Linked DNA regions of Homo sapiens: region 2 is linked to region 1. A link is a contact called in ENCODE Hi-C or POLR2A ChIA-PET data. All regions are on one chromosome and are shown on one strand. Each heading gives the region's core, a stretch centred on a gene start or an enhancer-like site at or near the end of the contact. The rest is flanking DNA. Distances are from core to core; before and after follow the strand shown.

Region 1 (5,329 bases), core at 837-3,336:
CCACCAGAGAAAAGCAAAAAATGAACAAATTCCATGATTTAATTTTGATTCCAATTTCCACTAGAATGTAAACTCCACAAGGACAGAAGCCTGGATCTGTTTTGTTCACTGATTTCTCCCAGTGCCTGGGACGTTATCTTTCACAGAAACAGAAGGTGCTCATTTAATATTCGTTGAGAGGGCCCATGTCTACTGAGTTCCTGTGCAAGGTATTCAAGAATCAACAGCAAATAAATGCTGGTTCTGCCCCGCTGGGATGCACAGCCCCCTGGGGAAATGCCACACAACTGCTCTAACAGAGACTGAAAAAAAGGCAGAAGAACACAGGGCAAATCAAGGGATGTTTCACGTCAGAAACAGACAGTCTCTGTGGCTTGCAGTGGCAGTAATAATAATAGATCACTAATATCTAGCACTTACCACGTGCCAGGCTCCGTTCCCAGTGCTGTTCCTGCTTAACTCATTAAACCCTCCTAACAACCTGTGAGGTGGATAAGGCCTTTCCCTCAGTTTAGAGAAGTGGAAACTGAGGCGCAGGGAAGTTCAGTAAATCCCTGAGGCCACAAAGCTAACCAGCGCAGACGTGAGATTCGAACCCAGGTAGCTGGGTTTCAGATCCCCTTTTCATCATCATGCAACAAAACTGTTTTCTTTCCTGCTCAAAATCACACTAATTAATTTTATTCTGTTTCTGGTTAAAAAAAAAAAAAAAAAAAGCCCACAGGCCTCAATTCTCACATAGGAATTTTTTTCCATCCTTTAAACAGATCATTTAAAGGAGACTATATTTTGTTACCTGTAATAGATCTTCACTAAGGACTTCTGTTTTCTCAGCTCTGTGGGAAAAATTAAAAATTCAGAGTTAGAAATCCAAAAATGAAAGGCAACTCCTAAAATTTAATAATTATTAGCCTGGAGTTTAAAGCAAAACAGGCAGAAATAAATTTAGAAGGGTTGGCAGGGGCAGTTTACCAATTTTTACATCAGAGAGCAATTTAAGCAAAACCAAAGAAAAATAACTAAGCAAAACTTTGTGGGGAATAGCAGCCCAAAACAAGAACAAATGATCCTGAGTAGTGGTTCTCAAATTTGAGCAGGCACAGAATCACCAAGGGCAGCAGGTGCTGATATAAAATGCCATTTCCCAGGTCCCTCTGGATATTCTATTCTAATTCAATAGACCCTGCATTTTTAACAGCCACTCCTTGCTCAGAATTCCATTGCAGGAGGTCTAGAGACATGGCTTTGAGAAAACACTGTTCTACAGAAGCTTAAACTTCAGTTCACAACCAGAAACGTTATGCAAAGATGCAAGCCTAGACCACCACACACAATAACAATTAGTTCCTCCTTCAAATTTCCTCTCCATCCTTACTTTGAAAAGAAACTAAGTGTTTCCACAACTTTCTCTGCTATGCTTTGAACTACTACTAATTTCATCAACCCTTCCATTAAACCAACACGGTGGCCAGCAATCAGAAGGGGGCATTCCGAGCTGGCGGAGTCTCAACTGTCAGACCATAATAATTTTTATTTTATTATTATTATTATTATTATTTGAGACAGAGTCTCATTCTGTTGCCCAGACTGGACTGCAGTGGTGTGATCTCAGCTCACTGCAACCTCCACCTCCCGGATTCAAGCGATTCTCGTGCCTTAGCCTCCCGAGTAGCTGGAATTATAGGCACGTGCCACTTCGCCCAGCTAATTTTTGTATTTTTAGAAGAGACAGGGTTTTGCCATGTTGGCCAGGCTGGTCCCGAACTCCTGACCTCAAGTAATCCGCCCACCTTGGCCTCCCAAAGTGCTGGGATTACATGCGTGAGCCACCGCGCCTGGCGTGAAGGAAATTTTTAAAAGAGAAAGAAAAAGTATGTTTCAGCTCTGAACAGTGAAGGGAGTCAGGGGAAGGCTGTCAATGAACCGGAAATTCAGAACAGGGATTGTATGATCTTGGCCGGGAACCAATGCAAGAGCAGGAAAAGCTCTTGGGCCAGAAAGTAAATGAGACCCCTAGAATGACCTCGAAATGCTGCTAAGCTCAGAGTAGTGCCAACTGTGGGCAAGGGAAAGAAGCGCACAGCTCCTCCAGTCTACACTTAAGGCAATGGCACGTTAGCCAGAACAGGGCATTGCCATGGGGGATTCTAACACTTGTCATCATGGCACTGTCCCAGTCAACCTGGAGATGCCTACAGGGTGGCTCACTCACCAGTTTCTGCAGGAAACTGGAATGCTGACCTGACTCAAATACTTCCCAGGGCCAGAGGATCAGGGCCTAGAGACAAAGCCAAGGCCCCAGCTTCCAGAGGCAGCCAATTTTCAACTCTATGAAAAGGTTCCACCAGCAACAGGCCAACATATGCTACCCTAGACCTTGCTTGGCAAGCAAGGTGCCAGGCATTGCTGAAGAGCCAAACACAGGTAGTCATACCAGTTAGGGAAGGGAAGCAGGGCCCCAGCTGACCATGAGGTCAAAGAACCAGACTCAAAAAGAAACCTGACAGTCAGCCTAGCAAGAACACACCTGGCATGAGATCGTCATAGTTTCACCATTAGACGCCCCCATTCCTCTCGCCAATGCCTCATCCCTCCTTTAGCAAAATGCCACCAGGGAATGGGTAACTTTTGCCTTTCTTCCCTAGCCAAAACCCCCAAATCTGGACAGGGCCCTGTATACCTCTCACAGAATCCACCTCAACTCTAAAATGACTTCCTTCTGTAAGTACGAGTATACACAGAGAAGTCTCAAGGCCTATTAAAATTTTCACAAGTTCAAAAAAAGAGATTCAACCTGAGAATCAGAACAAATATGTCCTTTTTCAGAGCAAATTATTTTTTAAAAAATAACAGAAGAAGAGAAGAACTTGCTCTACAATCCCAATGTGGGCTATAAGCAGATGTGGGAAAGTTAGTAATAGCTCAGAGGTATGCTAGAGCCAACTCAGACCAACCAACCATGTGCATCTTCTCCCAACTCCTTGCTCAGTAACCTCACACTGGTACTTGAAATCAAAAACATAAACAACTGCAAACAATTCAAATAGGAGCTTGGCAGTTGTTAAACAGTTATGAGCACAGTGCTGCAACAGCCACAAAGAAAATAAAGCAAACATAAAAACGAGGCAAGTATTAACTTCAGGAAAAACAAAAAGTCCACTGGAAACATAAAGATAGTCATAGTAACTAGTATGCTCAGCTGCAAATAATTGATTGGACATAATATAAATATCAAATAGTAATACAATGAAAAATTATAACTGTATTGAAAGGATGGGGGGAGCAGAAGCAGAGGGAAAGGGCCCTAAACCCTCATTTATCAGAACAGAAAGTCAACAGACAGTAACTAATTTGATAACCCAAACGATAGTTTACACATATTACTTATAATTATGAATATGAATAAATGTCACAATAAACTGTTAATATTTCAAAGTAGTTGCTTCTGGAGTTGGGAAATCTCAGAGAGTAGGGAGTGAACCCACCGTATTTTGTGGTAAGTCTTTTACTATATTATTTGACTTTTTAAACTACATGAATCACAGTTTTGAGGTTTTTTAAAAATAGCATGTTACTTACACTTTTAAGTAGCATGCTTGATTGATATGGCCAGGGGTGAAGTGTGCCTAACTTAAAGAATTGGTCCAATGTCAAGCTCTACAAATGCACAACAGAAAACATACCTCAGAGTATCTAAAATGTAAAGAAAATCAGTGTATTTCCAGCCATTTTTTTCAAATTAACTGGACCCTCTGCTTTAGAGGTACTTTACATGAAAAGGTCTGGAGGCTGAAAACTATATTGAATATATTATATGAAAATGTTAATGTACTGTTTAAAAAGAAATTTCCCCTTTGTTTCCTGTGTTTGTGGAGGCTATATATATATTACATTAATAAAATCAATTTTAGATTTGCAGGCTTAGATTTTTTTTTTTTAAATCAATTTTAGAGGTTGGGGGTGGTGGCTCACGCCTATAATCCCAGCACTTTGGGAAGCCAAGGTGGGTGGATCACTTGAGGTCAGAAGTTCAAGACCAGCCTGGTCAACATGGCAAAACCTCATCTCTACTAAAAATACAAAAATTAGCCAGATGTGGTGCCACACACCTGTAGTCCCAGCTACCTGGGAGGTTGAGGCACGAGAATTGCTTGAACCTGGGAGGCGGAGGTTGCAGTGAGCCAAGATCGTGCCACTGCACTCCAGACTAGGCAACAGAGCAAGACTCTGTCTCAAAAAAACAAAAAAAAAATGTGTAGAAAAAAATCCAAACCCAACTAGAGATTAAAAGTGATCTATAATTGGGAAGAATTACTTTTAAGTGACAAATCATGACTATGGAGTATAATACACAAACTGGAATGGCTCCCTCACACAAAGATTCTTTGCTGGCCTGTGGACTCTCCATCTTAATTTTCAGGCCTTGGTACTGTCTCCATCTATTCCAATAATGTGGTCCAAATGACCTGATCTCCCTCATCACTGTGACTGGTCCAAGCCTTGGTGCTTCCTATCGTGAACTGTTTTGCAGTGTTCACCTTTACCAGAGATATGGAAAGTCCAGCAATTATTCCACTATCGGCCAAGGTGCCCATTCAATAGGCCATTCAATAGGCCATGTACGTAGGCCACAGAAATGTGCTGGTTTTTTCTGAGAAGTGTTATCTTTGGTTGAGTTTTTGTAATTTATTAAAGCAAGGCAGGGGGCAAGAGACTGAATTCGTCAAGACATCTATAGACAAAAAAAAAACAGTAGACAAAGTGATCCAATCATAAAAAATAATACTTGATAAATCATATATATATATATATATATATATATATATATTTTTTTTTTTTTTTTTTTTTTTTTTGAGACAGGGTCTCGTTCTGTCACCCAGGCTGGAGTGCAGTGCCACAATCTCAGATCACTGCAATCTCTGCTTCTTGGGCTCTAGTGATACTCCCACCTCAGCCTACCAGGTAGCTGAGACTACAGGCATACACCACCACGCTCAGCTAATTTTTCTATTTTTAGTAGAGACAGGGTTTCACCATGTTGGCCAGGCTGGTCTCAAATTCCTGAGCTCAAGCGATCTGGCTGCCTTGGTCTCCCAGAGTGCTGGGATTATAGGCATGAGCCACCGTACGCGGCCAGATTTTTTTTTTTTTAAGACAAGGTTTTGCTCTACCTCCCATGCTGAGTGCAGTGGCCTGATCACAGCTCACAGCAGCCTTGAACTCCTAGGTTCAAGCTATCCTCCCACCTCAGCCTTCCAAGTAGCTGGGACGAGAGATGCGCACCATCATGCCCAGGTAATTTTTAAAATTTTTTTTATAGAGATGGATT
Region 2 (5,329 bases), core at 1,358-3,857, 160 kb after region 1:
CTCACTATGTTGCCCAGGCTGGTCCTGAACTCCTGGCCTCAAGCGATCCTCCTGCCTCAGCCTCTCAAAGTGCTGGGATTATAGGCATTAGCCACTGCGCCCAGCCTATATTTGTAATTTTGACAGTAACTAAGATTTTGTCAGGATAATGGCTTCTTGGGTAAAATTTGGAGATTCATATGGCTGGGTGATGATAATATGTTGCAAAGCCATTTTGTAATCTTTTTCTGATTTGGTCTCTTAACTGCTCTGTTAGAGTATGAATGCAGGTCTAATTACATTCTCAGAGGGAAAGAAAACTGGAGTGTGGTCTTTGGCTCCTGGGCTTAGGTTTTTTTTTTTTTTTTTTTTTTTTTTTTTTGAGACAGTCTTGCTCCTCTGTTGCCCAGGCTGGAGTACAATGCCACAATCTTGGCTCACTGCAGCCTCCACCTCCCGGGTTCAAGCGATTCTCCTGCCTTAGCCTCCTGAATAGCTTGGACTACAGGTGCACACCACCATGTCTGGCTAATTTTTGTATTTTTAGTAGAGACGGGGTTTCACCGTGTTGGCCAGGCTGCTCACAATCTTCTGACCTTGTGATCTGCCTACCTCGGCCTCCCAAAGTGCTGGGATTACAGGCGTGAGCCACCGTGCCTGGCCTCCTGGGCTTAGATTTTAATAGCCAAACCGTTTCCCTACAAAGTCCTCACTAATTGGCCGGGCATGGTGGCTCACACTTGTAATCCCAGCACTTTGGGAGGCTGAGGTGGGCAGATCACTTGAGGTCAGGAGTTAGAGACCAGCCTGGCCAACATGGTGAAACCCTGTCTCTGTTAAAAACAGAAATTAGCTGGGTGTGGTGGTGGGCACCCGTAATCCTAGCTACATGGGAGGCTGAGGCAGGAGAATTGCTTGAACCCAGGAGATTGTGGTTGCAGTGAGTCGAGATCATGCCACCGCACTCCAGCCTGGGCGACGAGTGAGACTTCGTCTCTTAAAAAAAAAAAAAAAAAAAGTCCTCACTAATTGCATTTTTTTTTTGTAGGTTTGTACAGATTTTGCTTGGTTCTTCTGTCAGGTCCGTCATGTGACAGTAATGGGAACGTGCATTTCTCCAGATTTTTTGCGGATGTTGACCAAGACCCACTTATCTGTTTTGTCCCCTAATCAGTTCACCTGATATGAAGGTCTTTGGTCATCAGAGCTCTCAACCCTTCTCTTATTGAAGTGAGAAATCAGTGACTTCAACAGAGTGTGGGTATTTCTTTGCCTCTGCATTCTCTTCTCAAGATATAATCACTAACATCATGAAGTGTTTTTACATATATGACCTCATGAATTAACACGAGAACTCTGTAAGGGTGTTTTACACAGATGAGGGAAATGAGACTGCAAGATTGTCTTCCAGGATCCTGCAGCCAGAGGCTCTGGGGCAGGGATCAAGCATTGTTATCTGCCCATTAAACTCCGGATTTCTTCCTCTTTCCCCTGCACACAGCCTCTGTGGTTTTTCAGGAGGGTGACCTTCCCTTTTCTGTAGATCTGTTGTATCTTTGTTTTTCCGTCATTGTTATTTTTGAGACAGAGTCTTACTCACTCTCTCACCCAGGCTGGAATGCCATGGTGTGATCTTGGCTCACAGCAACCTCCACCTCCCGGGTTGAAGCAATTCTCCTGTCTCAGCCTCCCCAGTAGTTGGGATTACAGGCGTTCACCACCATGCACAGCTAATTTTTGTATTTTTAGTAGAGCTAGCATTTTACTGTGTTGGCCAGGCTGGTCTTGAACTCCTGGCCTCAAGTGGTCCACCTGCCTTAGCCTCCCAAAGTGCTGAGATTATGGGTATGAGCCACTATGCTCGGCTGACCTGTTGTGTTTTTGTAATGAGTTGTCCCATGGTGTGGTGTGAGGAACCAGAGCACAGTACAGTGTGAGAGAATGTGCTATGTCAGTGTTAACAGGCCGCTGGAGAGATCCTGCCATTGGACCTGAGACCCCGTTGACTTGTCACGCAATTTGTTTTTTTTCTCCCGTCTTGTAGATGGATTAATAATTAATAAATCTGAGCCTCTTATTTATGAGCAAAGTAACCTGAGGCTTACGTACCCCTCCTAAGAAAAAGGCAGTCAGTCAGTAGTGAGGAAGGAAGACTGTATAGTGTCTGAAAGTTCTTTGTGGAAATGTTTTGGTTTTGATTGGTAATTATATTGGGCTGAAGGCCTTTTTTTGGTCTGAAGTTTCTTTTAAAATATATATCTATATATATATATATAACATTTGTTTGCTTTTTTAGAGCAGGTGTTACAAACTGTAGCCCAGGGCCAAATCTGGCCCACAGCCTGTTTTTGTAAATAAAGTTTTATTGGAAGGCAGCCACTCCCATTTGTTTGCATATTGTGCTTCAGCAGCCATATGACAATTATAACAGCAGAGTTGAGTAGTTACAACAGAGACCATCTGGCCTGCAAAGGCTAAAATATTTACTTTCTGGCTCTTTACAGAAGCAGTTTGCCAATCTCTGTTTTAGAGGTATGTGTGTGTCTCTAAAAGTGTAGCGAAAACATTGTCTGTGGGTCTTAGTGTCTCATGCACCTTCCAGCCGGAATGGTTCCTAGGTTGCACCAGCAGAGGTTTAGCTGTGAGTCATGGGTGTGAGCTTATTCCATAAAATCTCAGGAGCCCAAGACTGTACAGTTAAAGACTCCCATCTGCTGGCAGTGAGCAGGAACAGGACAAAGAAGAGTTAGTCTTGTCACAAAAAAGGAATAAAGGGGCCAGGTGCAGTTGGTCACGCCTGTAATCCCAGCACTTTGGGATGCCGAGGTGGTTGAATTGCTTGAGCTCAGGAGTTTGAGACCAGCCTGGGCATCATGACAAAACCCCATCTCTACAAAAAATAAAAAAATCAGCCAGGCATGGTGGTGCACACCTGTGGTCCCAGCTACTTGGGAGGTGGAGGTGGGAGGATCACCTGAGCCCCGGAGGTCGAGACTGTAGTGAGCCAAGATCGTGCCACTGCACTCTAGCCTGGGTGTCCAAGCGAGATGCTGTCTCAAAAAAAAAAAAAAAAAAAAAGGAAAGGAATAATGGGTGAGTGAAACCCTTTAAGGGGCCTCCATTTCTTGGTGTCTCCAGAATTCTGTTTCCATGGAACCAATGGATCCCTACAGCCTACTTTTCTCCATCTCCCTGTGGAGGGAAGCAGGGTCAATTTTGGCAGTCTGTGAGGTGGTCAGCCATGTCGAGTCCCCTTTGGGTGCCCCATTCCTCCTGCCCTGTGGCAGCTGTTCCCAGTCTCGGTGTCTTCCATACCAGTCAGTTGCATGCAGGCTATTTGGAGTGAAATATCAAAAGGGCCATCAAGAATCACAGAAGAAGAAGTTGAAGCATCACTTGTCACAGCCATTTTGCCCCTTTCTCAAGAAACAGGATATCTTTTTTTTTTTTTTAAGTTCTGGGGTACATGTGCAGAATGTGCAGGTTTGTTACATAGGTACACACATGCCATGGTGGTTTACTGCACCCATCAACCCGTCAGAGTCTCACTCTGTTGCCCAGGCTGCAGTGCAGTGGTGTGATCTCAGCTCACTGTAACCTCTGCCTCCAAGGTTCAAGCGATTCTCCTGCCTCAGCCTTCCGAGTAGCTGGGATTACAGATGCGCACCACCGTGCCTGGCTATTTTGTAGAGATGGGGTTTTACCATGTTGGCCGGGCTGGTCTTGAACTCCTGGCCTCAAGTGATCCACCACCCTCAGCCTCCTAAAGTGCAGGGATTACAGATGTGAGCCACCGCGCCCCACAGGATGTCTTTCTTAAGCGCTCCGGGTGTGCCTTTTGTAAGCTTTCTCTGCTCTGACTTCTTATTCAGAAGTTTTACAAGGTTCTAATGCATGGGAAAGCTCTTTAAAAAGGAAGAAGTCCCATAAGAGCTGCAGGGCACTATGCTGTCTTTCATTTATATACCTTTAATTGTTCTCATTGTCTTCTGGAATTTTAGGTGATCCTTAACTTCCCATATGCTGTCAGTAAAAGTTCTTAAAAGGTGTTGTAGAAATTGAAATTCCTAGTGAAAGTTATTTCCATATCCCCCTACCCATACCAATTCTCCTGCCTCAGCCTCCCGAGTAGCTGGGATTACAGGCACCTACCACCATGCCCAGCTAATAGTTTGTATTTTTAGTAGAGACAGGGTTTCAGTGTTGGCCAGGCTGGTCTCGAACTCCTGACCTCAGGTGATCCACCTGCCTCAGGCTCCCAAAGTGCTGGGATTACAGGCGTGAGCCACTGCACCTGGCCCCCCTCAAGTATCTTGAAATAGCTTCTGCATAACCCTACCCAGCAGGCATGGGCTATACCTCTAAGTGTGATCAGCTCAGATTCATGAGCCCAAGTCTCCTTGGATGGCTTTTTCTTTTTTTTTCTTTTGTGACAGGATCTGGCTCGGTCTCCCAGGCTGGAGTGCAGTGATATGATCTCAGCTCACTGTAGCCTCCTCCTCCCAGGCTCAAGCCATCTTCCTAACTCAGCCTTCCAAGTAGCTGGGGACTACAGGTGCAAGCCACCATGCCTGGCTAATTTGTATTTTTGGTAGAGATAGGGTCTTGCTGTGTTGCCCAGGCTGGTCTCGAACTTCTGGGCTCACGCACTCCTCCTGCCTGGGCCTCCCAAAGTGCTGGGATTACAGGTGTGAGCCACTGTACTTGGCGTCCTTTTTTGTTTTAAAAAGATAAATCCCAGCCTGGGTCCCCTGGGATTCCAGCAGAGGACTGGTCTTTATGTGGGAGGGTGCTGTATCTTTCAGCCCTGATGTTTGCTCTTAAGGGTCATTCACCTACTAGGATATGGTTACTGGTGATTTCTGCCCCCATCATGCTGTCCACAGGAGGTCTGCTATGCCGCACTCACCCCCCCGGGATTCATCTGTCCCTCTATACCTGTGCTCCATCTCTTGTTACTGTCTCCATGAATGGTTCTCTTACCTGCCCAGTTGCTCCAGTCAGAAACAAGGTGTCACCCTAACTTTCCTTTTCCTCCATCCCATCCTCTACCAGCGAAGCCATCACCAGGTTCTGGATGTCAGCAGTCTTCTTTGTTTTAAAAAAGTAGTTCTGTATTTCTGGGATAAGTGGAGAGGGGGAGAGGCTGGGCAGGTGGGCCAGGCTATAGAGTGCCTTGTTTCTTGCTGAGTTTTAGCAGTGTGCAGAGCTGCAGAAGGCCACCTGCAGTAGATAGTGCAGTACACAGCAGCGTGCAGCTTTGAGACACCAGAGGGGGTGCTGGGACAGTCTGGGCTGGAGGTGACAGAGCTCAGGAGGAGTGAAGGGATTCCAGAGGCATCAGCAGGGC

What was found. Hi-C counts contacts between places; a loop is a spot of excess contacts on that map. ChIA-PET counts read pairs that join two places held with the same protein, here RNA polymerase II (POLR2A).
Region 2: a loop to region 1 is called in a map of IMR-90, with 2.8 times the contacts of the local background. The contact joins two enhancer-like sites. A Hi-C loop is called at or near these places in 1 of 168 maps with a recorded cell type or tissue (IMR-90). POLR2A ChIA-PET finds 5 or more read pairs at or near these places in 4 of 52 experiments (Panc1, activated CD4-positive, alpha-beta T cell, activated naive CD4-positive, alpha-beta T cell and 1 more).

The regions. Positions count from the first base shown.
Region 1 is chr16:24,978,170-24,983,498 of GRCh38, forward strand. It overlaps ARHGAP17 (Rho GTPase activating protein 17), which reads right to left. Exons shown (of 20, transcript NM_001006634.3): 2 at 797-836. Among named protein-coding and RNA genes, the nearest start is that of ARHGAP17, 35 kb to the right of the region's middle. Within about 2 kb of position 2,087, at least 12 of the 41 ENCODE cell types and tissues checked have a DNase peak (open chromatin) inside an H3K27ac peak, as active enhancers do.
Region 2 is chr16:25,133,055-25,138,383 of GRCh38, forward strand. All of the region lies in intron 3 of LCMT1 (leucine carboxyl methyltransferase 1), which reads left to right. Among named protein-coding and RNA genes, the nearest start is that of LCMT1-AS2, 13 kb to the right of the region's middle. Within about 2 kb of position 2,608, at least 3 of the 41 ENCODE cell types and tissues checked have a DNase peak (open chromatin) inside an H3K27ac peak, as active enhancers do.